Regions from separate parts of the Homo sapiens genome. Here regions 1 and 2 are each linked to region 3. A link is a contact called in ENCODE Hi-C or POLR2A ChIA-PET data. All regions are on one chromosome and are shown on one strand. The core of a region is the stretch at or near the end of the contact, and the rest is flanking DNA. Distances in the headings are between cores, read along the strand shown.

Region 1 (2,977 bases), core at 204-2,703, 440 kb after region 3:
ACTGTGAGTAGGGGCCTGAGCCCAGACTGCAGAAGGACAAGACAAAGGCAGGCCCGGCAGGCAGCCTGGCAGCCACAGGAGAGCTCCGGATACCCTCCAGGACTGGCAGGGCAGCTGTTAAGCCCTGGCTCCATGGGCACATATCAGCGCCAGTCCCCGCAGCCCCTTTCCTCAGGGTCCAGCACTCCGACCTGGCCAACCCACAGCCAGAGAGCGCTGGGCAGAGCTTCTTGCCAAGGAAGGCTCTTGCCATTTCTAAGCAGGTGCTCTGGCTTTGTAGGAAAGAGGGAAACTTCTCTGCGGATATGTGGGGGAGGGAGGGAGAAAGGGGAAGGCCTGTTCATGCAGGTGCAGCAGGGCCTTTTGAGTCGCTCCAGAACTAGTCTGGGGACTTGGGGTGGGAAATGGGTTGGGTAGATGAACTAGGGAAGTCCACTTGTTGCCAGGTAAGTTTAGTGGAGGATAAACAAGCAATTCTACCTAAAGAGTCACAATAAAGAGCCCTTGGTACAAGATCCTATGGGATTTAAGGGGAGGAGCCGAAGTCAGCATGCAGTATCGGGAATGCTTCCAGAGACAGACACCTCTAATATTTTTGAAGGCTGCCACGGGGTTTGTGGGGGGACAGGGAAAAGGCATTCCAGCCAAGGCACATGCATAAAGCATGAGAGAGTAGGTGGGTGCATGGATGGGTGAAGTTGGGGCTAGTGGGATCCAGGAGCCAACAAACAAAGCTCCTGCCAATAATACCCACACAAGAATCCTGTGCCCAGAGGCAGTTTGGAAGACTAAGAAGTCCACAGTCGCATCATTGCCCTCCTCTCCTGGGTCATAGGCCTCTTCTTGGCACACCCGGAAAAGAGGTGGAAACAAACAGCTGCCCAGGACACCTGGGCATCTAGGATGGAGGCCTCTTCCCCACTACCCCAGGGGCCAGGCCATAGCCCTGAGGGTTTCTTCTGCCTCCCCGCAGAACAGAGCCATAACCCACTTTAAATTACAACTCGGTACACACTTGCAGAAGCATTTCTCAAAACCTAACCTACCCTTGGCTTGTATAAAGCACTCTAATTTTTATTTTAATTTAATGTTGGTCTCAACCCACAAAATTGCTTTTATAACCCATGAGTGAATTGTGCCTGCAGTTTGGAAACACTGCCCTGGAAAGGGATCTGCCTGCTCTTCTCCAGCCCCACTTCCCAGAAGAAAAACCAAAATGAGAGCCCCTGCGTCCTGGTGAAGGTCAGTGGCGGGCAGGCCAAGCAGGGCCTCCAGAGCTGCTCGAGGGCCTCCAAGGGAGGTGAGCTGCAGAGGGACCCAGGAGGGTGGAAGGATGCTGGCTGGAAGTCACAGAGGGCCAGGTTCAAATCCTGCCTCCGCTTTTGATTGGCTCCCAGACCTTGGATCTATCTGTGAATTAACCTTTGAGCCTCGGACTCCTCGTGCGTTAGCCTGGTATAATAGTCTCTCTCTCGCAGTGTTGCCGTATGGATTCAGGGTGATTTAATGACCTCAACAGAGCTCTGGAACATTTGCGTAGCTGGCAGGGCAAGGCGAGGGACAGCCCAACGAAGGCAGGTCCTTGAAGTCCTGGTTAACACTGGTTTCCAAAATTCGAGCCGGCCTGCGGTTTTTCCAGCACGCCTGAAAGCTGGGGACACTCATGCACCAGGTACTCATTCCTGCACACCCCGCCCCCGCCCCACGGACATGAGGGTCCATAGGTCGCCCCACTTCCTCCCCATCCCTCCGGCCAGCTCCAGCTCATCCTCCCAGTCTGGCTCGGCGCGCCGCCTCCACATCACCTTTCAGCAAGGCCCGGGACCGTGCGGTGCACCAGTAGGCCCCGTCCGCCTCCCCAGCCGTGCGTTTCTCAAAGGCAGGGTGAGCCCAGCAGTGTGTGTGCGTGTACGCGTGCGCGCGTGTGCTGGGGGCGGGGTTTGCAAAACTCCCGCGAGCCCGCCCTCCCTCCACCCTCAGGCTGCAGGCCCCCGCGGCTCTAACAGCCGGTGCCCTGCTGGACACACCCCGCCTCGCGGAAGCGGCCTTGGCACGAAGGCCCTGGCGACCCCCAGGCAGCGCAACGGGCCGCTCCCCTCTCACCCCCGCCCGCGCGAGGCCCCGCGGGAGGACGCGGACAGAGGCTGTTGGCTGTGCTGCCTGGCCCCACGCCTCCTGTCTGCGCGGCGGGAACACTCCGCGGGCGGCCGCGTGGCCGGGAAGGCGCGGCTGGCGCGGAGTCTGCGGGTGCAGAGCAAGCGGCCGCCCGCTGCCTGCCCTGGCCGGTGGGGACAGCCCGCCCTGCCAGGGAGACTTGGGGGGGCACCGGAGTCGCTGCGAGGTTGCCTCTAGTGGCCTGAGGGCGGGGCGGGCGCGGGGCAGCTGCTGAGGGCACAGTCGCCTCCTGGTCGCAGGGCCCGCGACAGACCCCGATTCTCCCTCCCGGGACACCGGGTGCCAGCTGCGGATATCTCTCGCCGCCGCTGCACCCCGCAGCGACAGAGGGGGGCCCCCGGGAAAGAGGGGAAAACCAGCCGCCGCCCGGGACGCTGGTTCTGCGGGTGGCTTCTGAAAATGCCCCCAAGCCCCGAGGAGACTGAGGTGCCTGAGGCAAAGGGGTGCCACTTTCTGCTCCGTGTAGTCCCAGTGTCAGGGGCCTTCTGTGAACCGCGGGAGGGACATAAGTTAGACACCGGGAATACCCACACCTTTGCATGTGGCTGCTTCGTTTCTGTGCCTGAGCCACTTGGCCCTTGCTGTAGCTTCCTACTCGTTTTACAAAGCCCTGCTTGTGCTCACCTGCCCGGTTGGCGCCCTTGCCAACTACCCGGCCAACCACGAATCACGGCCCCAGGCTGTCCACAGGCTACCCACAGGCTACACCGGCTGCAGCTCCTCTTGCAGCATACCCTGCATCCGGCGCTGTAATGTGTGTGTGCCTCCCCCTGGGCTGGGGCCCCTTGAGGCTGCGGGTCTT
Region 2 (3,146 bases), core at 621-3,120, 510 kb after region 3:
ATGCTACATATTTGGAAAAATATAAAATACTATAGGCATACAAATGTTGAGTATGTATTATCAAATTGTAAAAGTGGTGTTGAGTATCTAGTGATTCTTATATATTCATATCCTATCTTTGACTTTGGCCTGGAAACTCCATATTATCATATTCTGATTTAGCCTACACAGAAATATAGTAATAACAGAGTTTGTGGCACCAAAGTAAGATGAAAGGCTTTGATGCTTTAGTCAATAAATTATTTTTCCCTTTGCATTGTGGGTATATTCATCTTAGGGTCAGTTAATTTTGTAATCTTTCCTAGATATATATAAGGAATAATAATTAGTCCAGGAATTCTGCAGAAAAGTCCTATGTTCCCTCACAGGGCATGGGTATGCAGTGATAGCAGTGTCCACCTCTCCAAAATGTAATTGGACACATCATTTCACCTCATATTTGTAATATTTGAGATTCTTTGTGCGAGTAAAAGAAAGATTTGTTACAACAATCCCATTGCTTTAGAGTCACACCTCACATATTACCTGAAGATAAAAGCCATTTAAACTTCTTTTAACTTAGTAGGATAGTTTAAAAATTTCACCACTGTAGTCTGTTTGCCCTAACCCCATATGAAAATTAGTCCTAAGGGGAACTATGTTCAGGAATTCAAGAAACCAAGAGAGAAAAACAGTCACACAAACCATTCACCAGTGACAAAGGAGTCAGCAAACTGTTGGAAAACAGAGAGAAATTGTAATAATGAAAAAAGGACAGAGTTTAGTGACCAATCACTTATTTTCTTTAAAAACACATAACCACATTAACTTTTTGCTTTATACAACCATCTAGAAACTATAAAACAGTACCACATTGTGCATTTAACCTACTTATCAAGAAGGGAACTTCATAAGTCATAAGAATTCTACCCATATAGGAAGGAAAAAGGAGACAGCTAATAGCATAGTCACAGATACAACATGAGTCCAAGCAAGCATCAATTCTTCGACATCACCTTTTCCATTTACCAGAGTGGAGACTGAGAAAGAGAGTGAGGGAGAAAAAAGAGGGAAGGAAGCACCCACAGAGGACTAATCACAATCCATAGTTACTTTTGACAACTATAGCTCAGGGTTTCATAGAATAGTATCATTTGACCAACACAGTGTGGTGGAGGGAGAGGGGTGAAGGAAACACAAATAGAAGGAGAGAGTTTGAACAGAAAAATACAATTTTCCCCCTATTCCCCTCCTAAATACTCTTCATTGATACAAGCTTCTGTGCTAATCCAGAAAATGGCAAGAAATTAATCTTCACAACGTGATTAAGAGTTCTGTTCTTTTTGTAATTGAAATGTGAGTGGCTCACAATTTTACAATTCAAAATAACGTCATGAACAATGACCCTTTAGGGATTTTCCACAATCTTTCCCTCCAATTCCCACCATGCTGGTGTTGCTACAGGGCAATCAGGGAAGTGCAGGTAGGGACTTCAGAGATAATGATCAAGGGATAGTGAGATGGAAGCCTGGCTCTTTCTTAGAAGTCCACAACTTTCTAGAAGTACTGCAGTCTTTCCCTCTGATTTGTGGTGGCACAGAGGAAAGGGCATAGGAAGAACTAAGGTAATATGGTGGAAGTTTAGTCAAGTAACTGGTTTGAAGGTATACGAGACTGTGTACTTAGTAGATATACTGAATCCAAGGCAAACAATAGGTTATTTGATTGTCCTCCTTAGGTTGATGGCACCATACAAAAAACTGAGGGTGGCTTTGATTTGACGATAAAATAAACCAAAGGTTTGCTACAAGGAAACATACTTCAGTTGCAAAGTTGTATAATGATTCTCCTCACTTTAAGGGAAACTCTCATCTTGTTCTCACTTCCTCTTCCACCATAAATAAGCAAACATATTCTGGAAGGCTGTTTTCTAGGGGCAACTCAGTATCAGTTTTGATAATTCATACAAGAAAGGCATCATGAGCCATGCCAATCAACAGGCTCCTCTCTGTTCTCAGGCAAACTTCCTGTATGGACTACCTTAGGCTCTTCCAAACCTAATGAGATGTTTTTACTTTTTCATATTTGGAGAGTATGCTGGTTAGATCATTGGTTTGTAACACCAACCAGTGCAAATTTCTCATGCTATCATATAATCAACTCTGTCCCACATTACCATGTGCTCTAACATTGTATAGACTTAAAATACAATGCAGAAAGTTGAGAGTTTGTAGGATTTACTATCAAGACTGACTTCTGAAATGCAGAAACGTATGTGTTTGCATTTAGAAAACCTTTAACACTCCTTGTCTTAGCTAATGATCACAAGCAAGAAAAATTTAGATCACTCAGAAAAAGAATATGAACAAAGCTGATAAATTGGATTTATTCTTCTTTACCTAACTTTTGCAGAAGTTCTACCAAAGCTTCAATTGTCTTCACCTGGTCACTAGAGACCGTATCTGTAATGACACTGAATTCCTATTAGATTTGAGAAAAGTGTGGTGATTTTGTAGTTGAGAGAGCTACAAATTCAACTTTCTTTTTTTCTCTCAGAAGCTATCTCAATTTTAAAAACTCAAATGTTATACAGTAAGAGGTACTTGTTTTTTGAGAGGAAAATTTCATGTAAACCATTAAAAGAAAACAATAATGACCTGAAATCTGCTTACCAGATTTGTATCCCACATTTTAAAACAATGCCACAGATAGGGTTATTTTCTTAATTATTTTCCTTAGAATAAGAAATTTTTGTGGTCACTGCTTAGAAAACTGCATTTGGGAATAAATAATTATTTCCTGAATAATGCAAAGTAATGGGGAAAAGATGATAGGAAAATAAAGGCAGGTCTTTCCCAGCAATTTAATAACCACTAAGCGGACAGATGGAGGCATCACCTTCGCGTCATCAGGCTCACGTACTTTCCTAACTGCCTTGCTGCGGCTTACTGCCAACGTCCAACATCTTCTTGCTCTTCTCTGCTATCTCCAAAGTTATTTCACTTATCTTCAATGAATGTCTGTTAATCTGATACCTGCATGACTCAATACTACTTTACTTTTTTCTGTTCTTACCTTGCCGTAGTTCACCTATCCAGAAATGGATGATCTGCTTTCTCTAGTTACTGTGAATGTACTTTGGTCAAAGCATGGTGGAAAGATAATAT
Region 3 (3,333 bases), core at 93-2,592:
GTGGCCACCTGGGACAATCTAGAAAAAGAGGATGTAATCAGCAATAAAAACAATGAAGAGAGGCCAAAAATCAATGTATCTCCTGTCAGAATAGCTCTACGGAAATAACTCAGTGTTTTCTAAATTGACTTAGAAGACCACAAGATTTTTCATTTGCTTTTTTTTTTTCCTTCTACCTCTTTTCCTTTAAAAAAAAAAAAACTCTCTAAACTTTCTTCCCTGTGAAAAGCTAATTGTAACTTTCCTGCAAGCCATTACTCAGGTTATTTTGGGAAGAATCAACTCCTACAACTTCAGAGGAAGGACGGAAAGGTCACAATACTGGGAAGAATCAAAGGATTGAGGGGATGTGGTGGGGGGACTCACTGAAGGACCCAGGTTCATGTGAGGCAGAGGAGATTCTCCCTAATATTTATGTCCTCATAGTGTAGACAGAATTTCTGAAGTGACCTTCTACACAGCAGCATTGCCTGGAAGGGAGGAAGGGAGCTCTGTTTCCAGTTGGATCTCCATTGCCTTTTGCCTTTTGATTCAAGCTGAAAGGCTGATTTTTAGGGATGGGGCTACAGATTTCAAAGGGGTGTTGGTTTTCGCTTGATGAAGTCAAAGCCAGTGGAAACTATGACTATAGTAGGTCCAGCTGCACTGCTCAGACCTCGTTTCTGAAAGTGAGACAGGATGGAAAGTGGTCATAGTGAAAGGTGACCAGGTTGGGTGGGGGTGACAGAGCAATGCTGGTGCTTCATGGAAGCCAGTCCTCCTTTAGCTCATGGAGGGAGGGCACTCCGCACACCCTGCTCCAGCTGCCAGGAGGTGCCTCCAGAGTTCCTGCGCTTTGAATCAGCTTTTCTGGCCCTTCTTGCCCTTCTTCCAGCCCTGGCTTTGCAATTTACTGGCTTAATATCCTTGAGCAAGTCAGCCAACCTCTCTGGGCCTCAGTTTTCTCATCTGTAATATGGAGATAATTGTCCTTTCCTCCAATAGATTTATTATGAGGGTTAAATAAAATAAAGTGTGAGCATGCACTTCCTAAGCTACAAAGCTTATGGAAGAAATTGATGTGATCTTAATCTAATTTAAGGTTTTGGCACCAAAAATAGGTGCAAAGTTTTGTTTTTATTTTGTTTTGCCTTGTTTGTGTTTTTCTGGAAATGGTGATAAAGGGAGAGCTGGTCCTTGCACGTCAAGACTCTTCAGAGAAGGAAGGGAAATTAAACTGCCCCTCCTCTCAGCCAAGGCATCTGGGTAGAGCCTGTGGCTTTCATAGATGTTCAGATGGCAGCAGTTTCATTTTACAATTGACCTCAGAAGAGACAGAGGTTGAAGCAACAGCAGAGGGCTGAGCTTCAGAGTGGGGACAGGAGAAAGAGGCGGCTTCCCCAGGCAGACACTAGCTTAATAAGGTGACATTTGCACATTAGCAGCAGGCTGGCTAATTGATTTGTTCCTGTTACAGGAGCATCTGTCTCTGCAAAAAGGCGATGGCCACCAGCTCTGGCACAGTTGCTAGGAGAGTGTCCAGGATCTCTCAGGTCATTTTTTGCCCTAGCCAATAGGGTAAAAGCATTTTGAGAACCAGGAGAATGCCAATGAGAACTGACTGGAGTACAAGAAGGGTAAGGGCTACATGTGGAATCCCCAGGGCTGCGGAGCTCAGCAGGGAGAGGGAAGGACAAGACGGGATGAGGGGGAGGGACACCAGGTCCTGGAGCTGGATTCTAAGCATCGCTGATGTAGCCCATACAAAAGTTTTTCTCACTTTCCTCCTTTTTCCTGGAGTCTTCCTAGTGACGTGATGAGAGGCTGAAACACCCCACCCTGTCCAGGCGCAGTGGCTCATACCTGTAATCCCAGCACTTTGGGAGGCCGAGGCAGGCGGATCACTCGAGGCCAGTTCGAGACCAGCCTGGCCAACACGGTGAAACCCCGTCTCTACTAAAAATACAAAAATTAGCCTGGTGTGGTGACGCATGCCTGTAATCCCAGCTACTTGGAAGGCTGAGGCAGGAGAATCACTTGAACCCGGTAGGTGGAGGTTGCAGTGAGCTAAGATCGTGCCACTGCACTCCGGCCTGGAAATAAACAAAAAACTCACCGAGGCAGGGGCCTGGGTTTTGTAAGGGTTCAGGACAGAGTTCCCATCCACCATTATTGTGGTGAGACGTAGTAATAGAAGAGAATTCTATAATGTGAGGCCTGCTGGGAGCATGGGAGGCATCAGTGAGGACTGATGCTCTTGACCCTCCCAGAGACATTCTGAGAGCTCCTGTAGACCTCTGCCCTTTTTTACTGTGAAGGTCTGTTTGGTTGCCTCTAGAATTCCCTCATCTGGTGGCAGAAAACCCACCTATCTTCAGGGCTTGGAACTACCCTACAAAGCAGGTCTGCAGCTTGCAAGGGAGTCCCAGCTGTTCCATTGGCCAGGTTCGCTGCAGAGGTGTTCAAACCAGGCATCTTCTGCAGGCTGGACAGATGTGTTCTACTCTTAAAATAAAGTAGCTCCAGTCTTTACCCAAGTCCCAGAAGAAGAAGTAGTTAATGGAAATAATTTTCCCAATTTTAAGATTTCTCTCCTGTGATTTATTTTCCTTAAACTCTTGAGATCTGATACCTCTTGTCTCTATAAGAATGTAGTGGGTAATTTTATCTGTTTTAGCGTAAACTATTTATTCTGGGTTGAGGGAATCTCTGTTTCTATGTTATTCCACATTGTTCTACTCAGGACCAGGCTCCAGCAATTACCTTTCTCTTCTGCGTCATCAATTTTTCACTCGTTGGATTACTCCTATCAATGTGCAAACATACTGTTGTTTCTCTCATCTTAGAAAAACCACTTCCTTCATCAGCTATTTCCTGATTTCTTTGTTCTCCTTTGTGACAAACTCTTCAAAAGAGTCATTTCTATTCACTGTCTCAGTTCTCCTCCTCCCATCCCTTCTTACACCAACTTTGATCAAACTTTTCTCCCCACGCTTTTGTTAAGGTTATCAATGCCCTCCACATTGCTAAACCCAATGACCAATTGTTCTTGTCATGCTTGATGTGGTAGCCAGCTTCCAAGATGACCCCACCTCCTGGGATGTTCACCTTTGTGCGGTCCCCTCCCACACTGTACCAGGGTTGGTCTGTGTAACCAAGAACATTCAGAGGTGATGGCATGACACTACCACAGTTAGGTACAAAAGACTGTGGCTTCCGTCTGGGGTGCTCTCCTGCAGTCTGTCTCCCTCTTGGGCCACTTGCTGTGGGGGAAGCCAGATGCTATGTCATGAGGCCACTCAGATGGCCTACATGGCCAGGAAATAGGGTGCCAAGAACTGCAAGAGTGAGTTT

The links. A loop is a pair of places that touch in the nucleus more often than their neighbours do. ChIA-PET counts read pairs that join two places held with the same protein, here RNA polymerase II (POLR2A). Pooled maps may share reads with other maps.
Region 1: a pooled map shows a loop between it and region 3 (2.5-fold over the local background). The contact joins the promoter of KIAA1614-AS1 here to the enhancer-like site in region 3. A Hi-C loop is called at or near these places in 1 of 37 single-sample maps with no recorded cell type and 1 of 50 pooled maps. POLR2A ChIA-PET finds 5 or more read pairs at or near these places in 1 of 52 experiments (A673).
Region 2: a loop to region 3 is called in a pooled map, with 2.9 times the contacts of the local background. The contact joins two enhancer-like sites. A Hi-C loop is called at or near these places in 1 of 37 single-sample maps with no recorded cell type and 2 of 50 pooled maps. POLR2A ChIA-PET finds 5 or more read pairs at or near these places in 1 of 52 experiments (activated T-cell).

What each region holds. Positions count from the first base shown.
Region 1 is chr1:180,953,363-180,956,339 of GRCh38, reverse strand. KIAA1614-AS1 (KIAA1614 antisense RNA 1) reads left to right here and starts at 1,453. Exons shown (of 2, transcript NR_145481.1): 1 at 1,453-1,672. RefSeq lists an enhancer at 1,218-1,823 and a silencer at 1,859-2,398.
Region 2 is chr1:180,887,820-180,890,965 of GRCh38, reverse strand. XPR1 (xenotropic and polytropic retrovirus receptor 1) reads right to left here. Exons shown (of 15, transcript NM_004736.4): 15 at 687-3,146. Among named protein-coding and RNA genes, the nearest start is that of LINC02816, 17 kb to the left of the region's middle. Within about 2 kb of position 1,870, at least 2 of the 41 ENCODE cell types and tissues checked have a DNase peak (open chromatin) inside an H3K27ac peak, as active enhancers do.
Region 3 is chr1:181,396,085-181,399,417 of GRCh38, reverse strand. It overlaps a transcript of CACNA1E not described here. Among named protein-coding and RNA genes, the nearest start is that of CACNA1E, 86 kb to the left of the region's middle. RefSeq lists an enhancer at 796-905. Within about 2 kb of position 1,342, at least 2 of the 41 ENCODE cell types and tissues checked have a DNase peak (open chromatin) inside an H3K27ac peak, as active enhancers do.